3 separate regions of the Homo sapiens genome follow, and regions 2 and 3 are each linked to region 1. A link is a loop called in an ENCODE intact Hi-C map of the cell type or tissue named here. Cell type or tissue: gastrocnemius medialis. All regions are shown on one strand.

Region 1 (5,000 bases):
TAATATGTACTCTTAAAGAGAAGGCACGATTTCACTGTATCAGCTGTCAACTGCTACAAGGGTACAGAAGAGCCTGAAATTTAGTGACCAAGAGAACTGAAGAAGTAAATCAAAGAGTGTCATAACCCTGGCACATGTCCAGGCTACTCTCTCATCCCTATGTGAGCTCATAAGTGCACACACACACACACACACACACACACACACACCACCAACCTGGTCTATAGGCAAAGGAGAAGTAATCATCAATATGGTAATAAATACATAAGAAAAGCAACAAACCCACTAGTGATATATTCTGTAACAAGCGCTTGGTGTTACGCTTCACACCATTGGTGAAGCATTTTTTTTTCTTGTTTTATTCAGAACACTTGTCAGAAGACTCTTTCGTTTTATTTCATCTACACATGTCTTCAAAACTAAGTGCATAACTAGGAGGAAAAGACATTGCCTTAAGATGTTAGAGGCCTAAGCACAAGATATGTGTTTATGTTTGTATGTGAATATATGTTTTATATATAGATAAGAGAGATCAGCATATATTAATCTGTGACCATATAGCCACTGTTTCCTAGTAATCAAATACGTAATCTAAACATCTATGGAAGACTAGCTTTACATAAGAAAATATACACCTTCTTAAAATCATGGTATTAAAATTATGTGGTTGACTTCAGTTTTTAAAAGATGCCTCTGTCTCAGCAGCAAATCAATAAGTAAATATACAAAGAAAAGACAGGCGTTACTAGTTTAAGATTAAATGTTAGGAGAACTAAGAAGTAGGTCTTTAGTTTTTCACGATTTATGTACTTTCATTAGAGGGAAGCTCATTCTTTTGTAGCGTCTCTCCAAAGCCTAGTAACTTCCTGCCTTGTGGTTAGACTTTATAACCAAGTAAAATAATAAAGTTCCCTTTAATTTTTGGTCTTTACATTCATTTGGAGGGAATAGGTAAGTGGTAAACATTTTTTAAAACATCTTTATACAAAAAGGATAAACTTTCAAAGGTCTAATCTCTTGGCCTTTTAAAAACCCTCAGCCACACCTTAACTTTACTTGAGATATAGTGAAAGAAAATCCAAAATGATTTATATGTCCTTTCCTGACTATTCATATTAAGATAATAACAAAAGACCTTATTAACAAAACACTTTGGGCAATTATGATAAGACCACAATTTTTTAAAGCTCAAAAGATTCATGCAAATAAAATCTTTGACATTTTCTTTCAAAAAAAATATTTTCACTTTCCTGCAGCACTAATAAACAGCTAGGAACTGTGTATGTGGGCAAGGGAGAATGAATGTAACAGGTGACGAGAGCATAATGAACTTGTTCTCTTAGAAAAGGATTTGTCAGTCACATTTTGCAATTGTTGAAGGAAGCTTGTATCAAATCATAGAAACAGTTCGGAAAATAATTATTCTTTTTATACATAATTTTTGTATAAAGGCAAGCCTATTACTTAGTTCCACAACAGTTGATTTTTCCTTAAATCTTTGCAAAAGAGAGCTAAGTAATGCTTCAAAATTGCCTTATAACTGAAAGCACATTCATTTTTTTCTTAAAAGCTTTCTTCCCTTTGAAGAGTTTTGGAGCTTCTAACTCCAATATATTTTTTCAGTTTCTTAGTTTACTTTAGCAAACAGAATGTATAAGTCTCCAAAAACAAGAGCCTACTCTAGTAAATTTTATTTTTTAAGTGAGTATACAAAATTTGTATTACGCAGCTGCTCTTTAAAAAGTTTAAATGAATGTGACGCACGAAGTAACCACACAGACCTCTATATTTCATCAGATCAACAGGGTGAAAGCACATGTTTCACTTCGTCTCAGTTGGTAACATCTAATGCAGTCACCTTGTTAATAAAATTGCTTTTTTAGCAAAGTCAACAACAGCAATGATATCTTGGCACTTAATAAATTGTAAAACTGAATCTGCAATTTTTGCCAAAGAAAAACATTTCTATTAACATTTCTAGGAATAGTCTCTATAGGCTCTGATATTTTTAAAATAAGAAGCACATTTAAAGTAGAGTTATAAGTATGACTACACGGGGAGTTAAACAAAATTTACACTCTGAGACATTGTTCTCCAGAAAACATAAGCCTAGCAACTTTCAAAATATTTGCACCAAAATAAAAACTACTTGGTACCATTTCAAATTTTTTTAAAGTGTGTAAAGTTTCAATGAAATATGAGCAAACAAGACAAAAAGAAACAAAAGAAGTTTGCATGCCGCTTCCTAAAAGAAATTTAAACAATTCTTTGCCAGGAATAACATCCACATACTACAAGAAGGGAACTGTTGAAATCAAACACACTTACTTTTTAATATGTAAAGATGCACTTTTTTTTTTCCTATTTTAAGTTAAAAATAAGAGGACACACCAGTGATCTTGCTGGCAGTCAGATAACGCACAGGCCCTGACCCTTCAACTGGCCAGGAATTCTCACACAAAGCTCTTTTCATGCAGACTGCGCTATATATTCCTAAGATAAGGCGGCAAAACATGAAGCCGTGGAGAAGTGACACAAAGTCGAACTAAATGAAATGTTTACATATATTCTGTCACACCGTTGTTCCTTCATCATCTATCCCACACATGATTTGCCTAAAACAATGCTGATTCAAGTTGAAGAGAAGCATGATTTAAACCAAAGGACAATTTTCAGAAAAAGGACACACGAGACAATACAAATATTGTATTTTTCTGTTTGCATCACCAAGGTTAGTGTGAAATCAAGCAGAAACAAAACCACATCGTCTAAGAACTTCTAAGAAATGCTTTTGCTATAATTTCCCTCAAAGCACAACAGATTTCTTAACTTGTTTTACAACATAGAAAGTATATTTTAAATATAATATCTTAAATCTGCACTCACCATGAAAAAGCAACAGTTGCGTAGAGTAAAAGTGTGCTATTTTCTGCCCCTGTTCCATTTCAGTTTTGCCTATGGTTGTCCAACACCCAAAAGCCCAGAGCTGCCACCCAGAGGCCCCTTCCACAAGCTGGCTTATTTGCCTGTCAATCTGAGTGCCGGCTTCTCTATTATGCAGCTGTGCACTTTGCTGAAGTTCTAATATAATTTCCATACGCTTGCCACCGCCTGAAGTAGGCGATTTGTTCTTTCAGTTCAATGAATACTCAAATCACTTTTCAGGTAACTGTAGGATCAAGCTTTAAGTTGTTCACCCTCAAGTTAAGGAGTTCTTGGTAAGAAGTGGGTGGAGAGAAGTAAGCTCACTACAAGGGAATTCAGAGTGTAATCAGAACGCAGAGAGAAACTTCCTCTTTTTTCCTTCCTTGCTAGCCTGAGCTACTAGTGCCTCTTTCACAGAACTTAGGAATGTAAAGGGAGGACGCAAAGAGGCCCCGCCAGACAACCCTTTCTCAATCAATTAGCTTGCAGCCATTACTTGTGACCTTAGGTCACACAGCATAAGTGTGTGGGGCGTGCCTTCAGGGGTCCCAAGGCTACTTATTACAGCTTAGATAACCAAAACCAAGCAGACACTAAAATCTAGAAATACTTTAATAGAAAATGTACTGAAGATGTGACTAAAGGTAAACTCCGAGTTTTTTTTTTTTTTTTTGCAGTAACTTTTTGCAGTAACTACTATCTAATCCAGTCAAATATATTTTTTTTTTTTTTACATTAAGAAATCTAAAACAATGTTTTCCATGTTGGATCAAACAGGATTTAGAATGAAGCAGTGAAACTTTTTTTTATATTAAATTTCAAGCTGGGAATAGAGAAATGACAAATAATATATCATATAGATCACAGGATCATATATGTGTTACTCATATAGCTCAGGTTCCAAGGTCTCATTTGAGTTTTGTAAAGAATGCTGGTTTATTACACCTAACTGCAGAGTAGAACTACTGTAAACAAAGTTCTCTATGCTTAAGGAAGTCAAAATAATATCACTTTAGGGGCTAGGAACAACTATTTTAAACTCTAAAGATTACATACTATCTTAGTATCATGATTTCTCTCATTCTCATAGTTGTTTTAATGAGAATTTCCTTTTGAGCTCTATGTCAGACAAATGTTTTTTCTCTTTAACATTTTTTTAAAATGAGAACTCAAACTAACGGAAAATAGGAGAAACACTAAAGGAAAAGGTAATATTTTAAAACTACAGATTTGTGTAAATTTCATACTGTAAGTTTTCATATTCCTTGAAAACACTAAAAAATAGTAGCCGCCACCATCAATAAATCAATGATACAGAAACATCAGGCAATTTTATTTCAAATTAAATCCATGCTTTTGAATAATACAACCCAATTAAGAAGCACAGGCTTTGATACTGATTGGATTAGCCAATCTCTTCCCTCCAAAAAGGCTGTTACTCAGAAATGGATTTGCCACACCCACGTTTTCTCAACCTTGTTACTTGATGATGCCACAAGGCATGTCTGACTCAGCACAGTGCAGGAATGGCAATATTCCTCATGGATACCTGGCCAACTAAATTGTCTGCAAAGTGGACAGTGACATAAATAAAACAGACAAACCAAAAAAAAAAAATCAAGAATAAATAAGACAGGTGTAAAAAAACAGCGGCCAAATAATACTGTCTGATGGATAGAGTCAATTTTAAAAACTGCAGTAACAAATAATGTGGTAATAGGAGTGTTAAAATCAGTTATGGGTGGGGGTTAGGGCAGAAATTAAGAGTTTCTACTTTCTCCAATATACAATAGAGAGTCACTGATAGGTTTGAAAAAACAGATTGACATTGCCTCTCAATAAATTTTAAATAATAATAATTTGATGTCTTTTAGTGATTCTGTTATGGACGTTTTATATATTGAAAACAGGCATTATTGAAAACCATTTTTGGCTCTTTAGCCAATAGATATGTAGAAAATCAAAAATTCTAATTACTGTTTGAGGAATACCTAGTTTTTAGAAATTTCTACAACTCAGCACCACCCTATCATTGCATGTTTCATCTTACTCTGTTATAAAAAGAGCAAGCTTTT
Region 2 (5,000 bases), 85 kb before region 1:
CACTTATTACATGTCACAAAAGAGCCTGAATGGGTATTCAAATAACTGCTGTAATCAAAAGATTCTTTTTTTCAAGGAAATGACCATAGATTTTTATACTTATTTTTGCTCTGCTATGGGTATTCTAGAATGATGGAAAGATTCTCATTTGTTTCCCCATCCCCTGGCCCCCCGGAAGCTATTGAATTGTTCTGGTTTTGTACAGTGTAGAACAATTCTGCAATAATAAAACATTTCAACTTTGTACAAAAGGTGAAGCTTTCCATTTGAAGTTTTTCTTTACCGGAAAAAAAGTAGAGAAAATGGACTGACAGCTTTAGAAAATTCAAACAATTCCCCTTGCCAAGATACGTATTTTGTGAGTTTTCTTTAATTTTGGATTTGGTGCATATGTTTCCTCTAACAATGAATGCTTTCAATTTCAGAGTTCAGTTTCTGCTCTCCCTACTCAAACCAATCTTCACCTTTTAATAGGCAATTATTTTTCTAATTGCTTTGTAAAAACTTTTTTCAGGATGATTGGGAGACACTCAGCTCTAAGGTATACATTATGGTTGCATTTAAAACAAACAGAGTGGGCTATAAACTGTAAAATGGCACTTGATTGGTAAAAGCATCTTAGAATAAGAAAAAGAAGCAAAAAGACTGTACTTCAAAGTACTAGAAAACTTTTGTAACTTACGAATTCATAAAAATCATAGGGGAATCTATTGAGAAGAATTCTTTTAAGGAACGAAGTGAGCAAAGCAGTATTGGCTGTGATTGTTTTAATGGGATAAGTAGTGTTGCAATATTTTCTGCCATTGGCATTAAATCTCACTTCACAAAATGGAATACTCTCCCACTGCTTTTTCTCTTTATAACCCATTACTTACATGGAAGTATATTTTTTTAATGTTGAAAAAAATACATAAAACCAAGCTTTCATGATCTCAACTGTTTCATATATATTCATTTGAAATACAATGTTTTGAAAAACATTTTCATGTGGCAAAATGAAACAGGAAAATACTGTTAGAAAACAAGAATAAGTAATATTGCTATATATTATGAGAATTTAACCATCAGGTGTGAAAAGAAAGGCAATCCCACTCAGCTCTGTGATACCTCACAAAAGCATGTTTAGCAATGCTAATTTTAGCATTGCCTACACAAATAGAATAATAAAAATACATGTGGCTAAGCAGTTGAGATTTGTAATTGCGATATTGCATAGATGATTCCAAAACAATTCAATTCAAATCAGGAAAATTAGTTGATATTTCATGAAACCAACTAAACCTAAAATAAAAGCTTCCTTCAATCTCGATGTTTTAAAATTAATTTATGACAGGCTGTTTAAAAGACTTGTTTAATTATTAATAGAAATGTTTTATCTCATGGTTCTCTTAAAAAGTTGCATTTGATATTATCTACCACTGACTAAACACAGAAGGTAAAATACACACATGGTTGGGCCAATATTGCAAATATCCTCATTAGTATCATGCTATAGAAAAACAATGAAGTGATTTTGTCACCAATTACTGACAATTAGCCTAAGTACAACAGTTAATTTCATGGAAATAAAACCACTATAAAATGAAAGGAACAAAACCTATCATAATTAATGGCATTTGTCTGCATTCCTCTACTGGTTATTTAATTAATGAACCATAAAAGTTTGAAGTAATTTGAACAGCTAAACACATATGCAAAATTAAAAAGCCTGTGTATCTGGATTTTCTGAATTTTAAGTATCTGTGGAAACATGTATTTGAGCAGCAGAATTATGTATATCGAGTTTTTATCCCCTGAACCTAAAGATGTCATACTTTCAGACAATGCATTTGTCAAACAATAAAACCTATTATATTAAGTTACAGAGAAATGTCTTGTGAGAGCTTGTCATTATCCTGTTATAATGCTTCTAGAGATAGTGAACTGCCAATAATTGTAAAAACATTATAATAAAAGTTCCTAGTTTCTCTCACTCTTTCTTCTCACTCAAACTTTTCTCTGCACTTGCTTCTCCCATAGTTTTTCTAATGTAACACTGTGGTCTGTGATCATGAGCGTGAGGATGTCCACTTGTGATCCCAGGTCAGTTTTGTCTCATGCATTAACTCTCTGCCACAAGTTTCAGAGCTTGCAGTGTCAGGATGTATTACGAAGTCAAATCAAGATTTAAGATGTTGTTCTGGCCTCTCCCAAAGCTGGAAAGGACTCATTTTGCAGGCTACCTACCAATTGACAAAGTAAAAACAACTCAAGGCCAGTGACTTCTAAAGCTAAACTTCAGAAAATGTACCCTTGCAAATATTTTTCCAGTTTCAACAAGTTCAGAAAACAACATTTTAAAACCTCACAAAACCTCTCTATTGACTGTTGCTTAATGAACAGCCACATGGATTTTAAAACTTTAAGTACACAAATAAACATTTTAGAGGTTTTTGGCTGTGCAGAGATAAGATCCTCTCTGGGGAGACGACTAGAAACGGCCGGGCTCCTTTGTGCAGACTCCTGGAATGTGCTTGCTTTTCATTTCTTTCTTTGTGTCTGGCACACTGGCCTCACAGGCAGTGTCTTAAGCCATGCAGGGTCAGGGCAAACAGAGAACTGCATTCATGGACAGATCAAGTTTATGTGAGAATCTGCTCCTCCACTGCCCTCAATCTCCATATGAATTGTTAATAAAATCTCAGCCTGAAAGCTCATCACCCCAACAGTGGGGAAGTCATGCAGAGAATCCTCTCGTTCAGAAAAACAAGATTTCTTCATCTTTTTCATCCTTCGCCAGCATTCGTGGGAATTCCGCCATGTAACCTCCTCCTGAACTAACCCGCACCCCCTCCCCAACCAATACCCCATTCCTCTCCACAACTCTCTAGGTCGCACCTGATCATCATCGGGGGAAGCGGGGAGCCGAAAGACAAAAGAAACATTCTTACACCCACAGCAAATCTACCACAATATCAACTTTGCCTCTGCAGTATTTTGCTGCTGTAAAAACCTTCAGGCAAAGGGAAATATCAATGCTTATTTCTTTTGCAGTTTGTGTCAAACACTAGAAAGACTTTCCCATAGCTTTATGACACCATATGAACTAGAGAGCCACAGATATAATAAAAGGTCACATAGAAAGCGAAGAACAGAGTCCTACCCTAATTAACTTGATATCTCCATGCAAATACTGGACAGGAACAAGACCCGATGTGTGTGGCAGGCAATCTTGCGTGTATCTTCTAACCTTGCTACAGTCTAGCTGGGCCTCTTCTTTCCTCTGCTTTTGCTCCTTGAAAACTGTTTTAATATCGAACGCTTTTCAGAGGGATGGGCTGATGAACGAAAACATGAATTTCCTGCTTGCCCTTTAAGGTGGGTTAAAGGGGGTGCTAGCAATCAATTACAGAACAAAAGAACAAAAAAAATGACTTAAGAACCTACAAGTGAATGTATAACAGTGTTTGCAGTCTATTTTTTTCATCTAAGTGCTTTATCTGTATTTATTTACCTTTATCATATATACAATATCTATTTCATTAAAAAAAGGATGTTTGCCCAGCAGCTCCCAAAGAAAAGCTGTTTTCTACTGAAAATGCCTTTAAATGCACTTAACTTTCATTTCAACTTGATGAGTTAACAAAGAGTAAAGAAGTTTAAAATTTTTTCTACATTTATGCTTCAGATTTTCAGATTGCTTTAACACACTCTGATCTATTTACAGAATAAAAAGTTGCATTTTCTAGTCTAATTAACATTCTGGCCCTATCAAATCTTTATTTTCTTATTTTATTTTGGTAAATAAGACAACATTAACTTTTAAACTCTGTACACAAATGATTCCAAGGTATCTTTCAGTAAACGTTTTTTGCTGCAGCTGCATATGTCAGAGAAAGTTGAATACTGTTTAAAAAGAATACTTCTAAAGTACATATAAATAAATCTGATTTGACTAAATATTATGCAAACCTCTATAACCATATATCCAGAAATGTTGTTAATATTTAAGAAGATAGAAATGCACAAACTCTCAAACACATGATTTCTTTTTTAAAGAGGTAAAATAAAAGAAACATAAAATCATTCCTTAACCATTCACATAAAAAAGTCATATACATTTATTATTTCACTGAATTTATCTAAAACAAAGTTGCTATTATAAATAAAACACGCATTTGCTCTATACCCATAGGTATCACCCTTCGTATGTGAATCATAGGAACCAGTAGGTCAAAGAATTCTCTTCTATCAAATTTGAGTCACAGAAATTTGACAAATTTTCAAAAGAAAGAAAATTTAGTTGTGTATTAAACATTCCAGTGCCTCATAGCATTCTATTTAGGTATTAAGATTTAGAAATTTATGAAATACATATTGGAACCATAATTGTAATATAAAGTTCAATATTATTATTCAGCATTGATATAAATTATTATTATAATTAATATGCATTCTACTGTTTCTGAAAGCATAGAAAGTCCAATGGCTCTTCAAATATACCTAAAAAATTTGCCTTTAAATATATAAAATCAGTAAATCAATGGATGCTGAAGACATACTTGCAGTTATGCAAATATGTGAAAAGGGCTATTTTAGAAAATGGAAAATGATCTGAAATATATATTCCTCTTTTGTGGAATAATTAAACAATAAGCTAATTTTATAGTAGTGAGTTTAATATTTAGTATGGCTATGTAAAAATCAATAATTTTTTTCATAAGACTATATGTTAATGAGTTATATCACATCAAAATGTTAATGTGATAGTTTACTTTCATTAATCACCAAAGGAATCATAATATTTTAGGACAGAATCTGTATTATCAAACCTCAATTTCTATTGTGACAAGTATTTTCTGAGAAGCAGAAATTATTGGTTTGACCATTCCCTTGAAGAATTTGCTCTTCAAAATATTAGTGAAGTTCTAGAGTAGGGCTCCCCATTCTTTTTCTAAGGGATGTGTTCCATTGATTTTCATGGGGTCTTGCAATTCATAACAAGGTGGAGGAGGAGGCAA
Region 3 (5,000 bases), 140 kb before region 1:
CACCATATTTTATTTTTCCAATGAACATCTGGATTGCTTCCATCTTTTGCCTGTTGTGAATAATGCTGACATGAGCCTAGATGTATAAATATCATGTTTTCAATTATTTTGTGTGTATACCCAGTTTTTGTTGCTGCAACAGAATAATAGTATCGCATCTTTGGAAAAGAGAATTTAACAAAAATTAGCCAGGCATGGTGGTGGGCACCTGTAATACCAGCTACACGGGAGGCTGAGGCAGGAGAATCACTTGAACCCAGGAGGCAGGGGTTGCAGTGAGCCAAGATAGTGCCACTGCACTCCAGCCTGGGCCACAGAGCGAGACTCCATCTCAAAAAACGAAAAAAAGAGAATTCAGTAATTCCTTCATCACTTTATATAACACCAGCTTGAGTTTCATCATTCAATAAATATAGTCTAATAGTTTTATTCCTTAAATGTACTTTGTTGCCCATGTGGAATAGATTATAGTGGCTTAAATTCTTTCTTCCACTAACCTTGAAACTTACAAGTTTAGTCTCTAAACTACGTGGTAATAAAAATTACTTTCATTATAAAACAGGTTTATAACAAATATTTTATATACATCAAAAGGTTGAAAAGATTTCAAATTTTAGAAAAAGAAGGACTCCTTAGAAAGAATTACAATATATCTCAGTTGATAGCCTGTATATGTAACCATTAACATCAATTTAAGTTAATACCAACCAGATTCTAACTCATAATTTTAAAGTTTATAGTTTTATAGTATGTTACATGCTTCTCTGTAGTTCACCAACAATACTTCACAAGAGCAAAAATCAGTACACTTCAAGCAAAGTTTAAAACCTGAGGGTCAAAATTAGGAAATATCTATTCATTTAAGCAAAGTGACTAAATGTACTCAAAAGAAGCAGAACTGCTTTTCATACAAATGAATGTCCCTTCATCAAAGCACAGTGCTAAATGCTATTATTTGAGGCAAAACTTTATAAATATAAATAATTTATCACACATTTTATGATTCACCATACAACTAAGGAATGTAACATAGCTTGAAATCATGTAAAAATGTTTACAGCGTAAGAACGACAAAGAATTCAAAAACATGAAGTATGCTTGCTCTAATAATTTAGAAAACAATAGATACTTTCATGGCCTATTTTCCCCAGAACAGGTTTATCATATTATTAATTTTATCCAGAGTCTTTGTTTTTTTTTTATGTCCTCGTGGTTTATATGTGCTACTGCATAATGTGTATTTGATGTCAAAATTTTCTTCATTGAAAGAAACTTTTTAGGGTGTTAGTACATTCATGTGTCTATGAATTTACCCAGTGACAATTGTTGCTGATACTAACATTTATTGTTCACTAGGTGCTACATATTATACTAAATAATTTACATACTTAGTTTTAACTATATAAAATTGTGGATGTTTATTTTTCATCTATAAAGAGGACAATTTCATATGGCTCATCCTGAGATTTTAGCTCATTTATTTCCCATAAGAACCATGAGATAGTTATTTATGTATGTCTATTTAGATATATTTAGTTATGATTTATTTTATTTTACAGATGATGAAACTAAGTCATAGAGATGTGAAATATCTTGTCCAAGTTTACCTACATAGTTAAGTAACAAACTCAAGAAATGAATTTGGCAATTTGACTGTATAGGCCATTGAATGAACTAGTCTATTACATTATAACAACAAGATAACAAGCGGTGAAATATACTCTGTGGGGGAGTTTGCTTCATTTCTGGACTCCTTCCCTTTGGTAACCCACTCGAAGCCTGTAACTGCCTAAAGTATGATCTGACTATAAACAGGAGCATGGTATCACCTAAGAGCTGCTAGAAATGCAGACCCCCGGGGAGTCTGAATCTGCATTGTAACAAGATTCCCTCGTTACAGTGTTTCGTATGAACCTTACCTTTTAAGAACAGATCTAAGCTGTCTTCATTTTTAAGACTTAATAAGCACATGCAAAACAATCCATCTACATTCAAAAGGTAAAGACAAAATAAGTCTACATGTAATAAAATGTCCTGGTTCAGGTAACCTGTGTTCAATAAGAAATAATACTTTAGATGTAATTTTGGGTGTACACAAAATGAATTCTCGTGAATGCATGCATTCCCCACACCCTTTCTTTTCGTCCTACATACCTCTTTAACTTATTCGGTGAATAGATGTCTATTATGTCTCTATTGTCATGAGATTGTGTCTTCAGTTTGCCATTTTGCTCTCTGCGATTCACACAAACTGTGGCTTTCCCTTTACACTTAGAACTTTAGGGCTTTATGTACAATCCCTGACATAGTGACAGGGAGTATTTCTTCCCACTAGATGGCAGTAACGGCAATTTAATAATACATATAAAGACACTTCCAGCTTGCTACAGGGCACTGCAAACAATGAGTGAGGGTTTCGTGAATTGCTGGACTTAATATAGGGAGCAATGACTTGGTGACAAATTGGAGAACAGTTTTTCTCTTTTGATGTCTATGTTTAAATTTTGTTTTGCATGCTTTTCAAGATTAAAAGCAGTCTTGTTTGCATATCTCTTACCCCTAGTTATAAGGAGCAGCTATTTTATGAATAATTTTCACTGGTAAGAGTGATAGACAGGTGGTTGCTAAAATAAGATATTTTGTTAGCATGACTATATAAATCATTTTCTTATTCCAGTTTTTAAGGAGATCTTTCCTTTTTTCTATAAATGACCATATATATAATTTCTAAATGCAGATATTCAAGATTCTCATGAGAAATCACATCTTGGATTGATAAATTTATTTTTATTAAGTTTCTTTCCAGTAAATGTTTTAAGAAGGCCACATACAAATGCCCTGTAGAAGTTAGGCAATAACAGCAAGGAGAGAAGAAGTTTATAGTAAAATGACAATAGGATTTTAACACATACAAATGCAATTCTACTGACATTCTATTTAGTGTTTAAATATGATTTTTTGCATTCAGAATGTTTTTACATGAATACTTAAGAAAAGAGAGAGGACAAAGCTTATTAATAAAGATGTAAATTTCTTTAGGGATATAATTATGCAACCTCATTGTTGCCTTGATGTTTCAAGGGATTGAAAATACTTTTGCCATTGATCACACTTGTCTTATATTGATCTGTGTTGAAACTCTAAAAGTGCTACCCCAGTGCTTCTCAAACTAACTGTGGTCTAAGCCAGACTATTTTTTTCCTAAATCATGAAGTAATGTTTTCCAATTTACAGTAAAAGTGGATAACTAGAGAAACTAAATGTAAAAACTGACATTAAAACATTCATATTTTATTACTTGAATCAACAGACAAATGTTGGGTTGATTTTCTATGAAATTTTCTAAAGGCTTACTCTCTATTTTTGTACTTCCATGTTTTCTAATGGGTATCAAACTGTTCTCAGAAGGGCCTGGCCCATGGACCCCACTTTGCATAGTGCTGCTCTAGACTGCTTCCTAGCAGAATGGAGCCACATCTTCCTGGGGAGTTAGGTTCTAAAGCAACCATGCATGGTGAAAACCTGGGGCCTCTCAATTAGTCTAATAAAGGCAGAATTTTTATTTTTGTTTTTTAATTTGGCTTCTTTGTTATCTGTTAATTAACCAGTTAATGATATGACTGGTTTCCATTTAGATGCTATGCAGTAGGAAAAATACATATATCTTAATGCTGGACTTACACTGAGCACAAGATAGGTGCCAAAGATGTGAAGTTCCCAGGCACAGAAACTGATACATGTCTCCCAGCTGGGACTCAGGTCTTCACCTCTGGAGAAGGAACACTGTCTTTTGCCACTATTTTACGTCTTTCAATCTGCATCCTCCTCCCTCCACCCCCAACTGCTCTTTTTCTTCCCTAGAGTGAGTACCAATGACCATATTCTCTTCCAGAGCCACATCAAAAGATTAAACAACGGCAACTTATACTGTTAGAAGGAAAAACACGATCTCTGCTCATAGAATCTGACAGTTTGTAGACATCAGCTGAGCTATGCTCACCCACTTTGGAGCAGGATGAAAGGCCAAACAACCTTCTGTGAGGACATTTTTCAGAAGCACTTTAGTAATAGGTCAATGGCAAATAGGCCTAAACTCAGATGTTTTGTGTCTGAGATCTCAATTCTGTTTGGATATTGTCACATTAATTTTCTAAGAATGTTATTTAATTTCAATATTATCCCATAAACAGGTATGTATGAAGAATATAAATATTCATACATACATTTTGAAGGTGTTTGACACATGTCAAACTAACATCAGCAACATATGTTTTACATCCAAAGTCCAAGATGAGTTAAGTGTCAACTTTTATCATTTGATTTTATGTAATTTAGCTGAGACAGGCCTCAATCTTAGCTTTAGACTATTTTGGATTTGGCCGTATATATACAAACTCATTTATCACTAAATTGAAAATATTTTCTTAAAAAAATACTCATGGAGTTATTTTAATTTCAGAACTTTACTAATACTTTTTATGATTTTAAATATATTTTCTGTTTTTCTCACTCTAATATAATGTCCAAAATGGGGAATATATTAAAATTATCCAGTTTATGTATCACATAGGAAAACACACCAAATTTCCCTAAGTACATACATTTATTTGCCAGGCATAGATCAGAAAACTAGAACATTTTATCTGTGCTAGTTTCTCCATTTGACTTAACGCTCTGTTTTTATTTGTTTTGTTATTGTATCAAAGGTGTATGTTTAAAAAATATCAATCAGTATTTGAAGCTCAAGTTAAAACTAGCACCATTTATCACTCTGTCAGACTTTAAAAAATACACACATAAAACAAACAAAATAATAGTAACCACAAAACAAAAACACTACACAAAACTGATCTGCATACCATGTAAATCTGTTTTTAAGAAAGCAGTCCTCAGGAAACTAAGAACCAATTAGTAGAAGAATAACTTACACAAGAACTATTTTCTAATTTTCTGATACCATCTACTTCCAAGCTAACACTTAATGATTGTATCATTGCCTA

The links. Hi-C counts contacts between places; a loop is a spot of excess contacts. Peaks named below come from ENCODE experiments on the same cell type or tissue, not always from the same donor. Only the 100,000 strongest peaks of a DNase experiment are listed, where the experiment ranks them.
Region 2: a loop joins it to region 1, with 3 times the contacts of the local background. A loop is called at or near these places in 3 of 110 quality-filtered maps.
Region 3: it touches region 1 in a loop (7-fold over the local background); 28 of 110 quality-filtered maps call a loop at or near these places.

Annotation. Positions count from the first base shown.
Region 1 is chr21:16,192,520-16,197,519 of GRCh38, reverse strand. All of the region lies in intron 3 of MIR99AHG (mir-99a-let-7c cluster host gene), which reads right to left. Among named protein-coding and RNA genes, the nearest start is that of SNORD74B, 90 kb to the left of the region's middle. RefSeq lists an enhancer at 2,924-3,684. In gastrocnemius medialis, a CTCF peak has its summit at 2,984 (motif pointing left); DNase peaks (open chromatin) are centred at 159, 3,009, 3,379 and 4,419; H3K4me3 peaks cover 3,610 bases; H3K27ac peaks cover 4,244 bases.
Region 2 is chr21:16,278,005-16,283,004 of GRCh38, reverse strand. All of the region lies in intron 4 of MIR99AHG (mir-99a-let-7c cluster host gene), which reads right to left. Among named protein-coding and RNA genes, the nearest start is that of SNORD74B, 4.3 kb to the left of the region's middle. In gastrocnemius medialis, a CTCF peak has its summit at 2,553; DNase peaks (open chromatin) are centred at 2,534 and 3,198; H3K4me3 peaks cover 3,900 bases; H3K27ac peaks cover 4,833 bases.
Region 3 is chr21:16,327,866-16,332,865 of GRCh38, reverse strand. The region is part of intron 4 of MIR99AHG (mir-99a-let-7c cluster host gene); the gene reads right to left. Among named protein-coding and RNA genes, the nearest start is that of SNORD74B, 46 kb to the right of the region's middle. In gastrocnemius medialis, a CTCF peak has its summit at 2,337 (motif pointing right); no DNase peak of the experiment used is centred here; H3K27ac peaks cover 900 bases.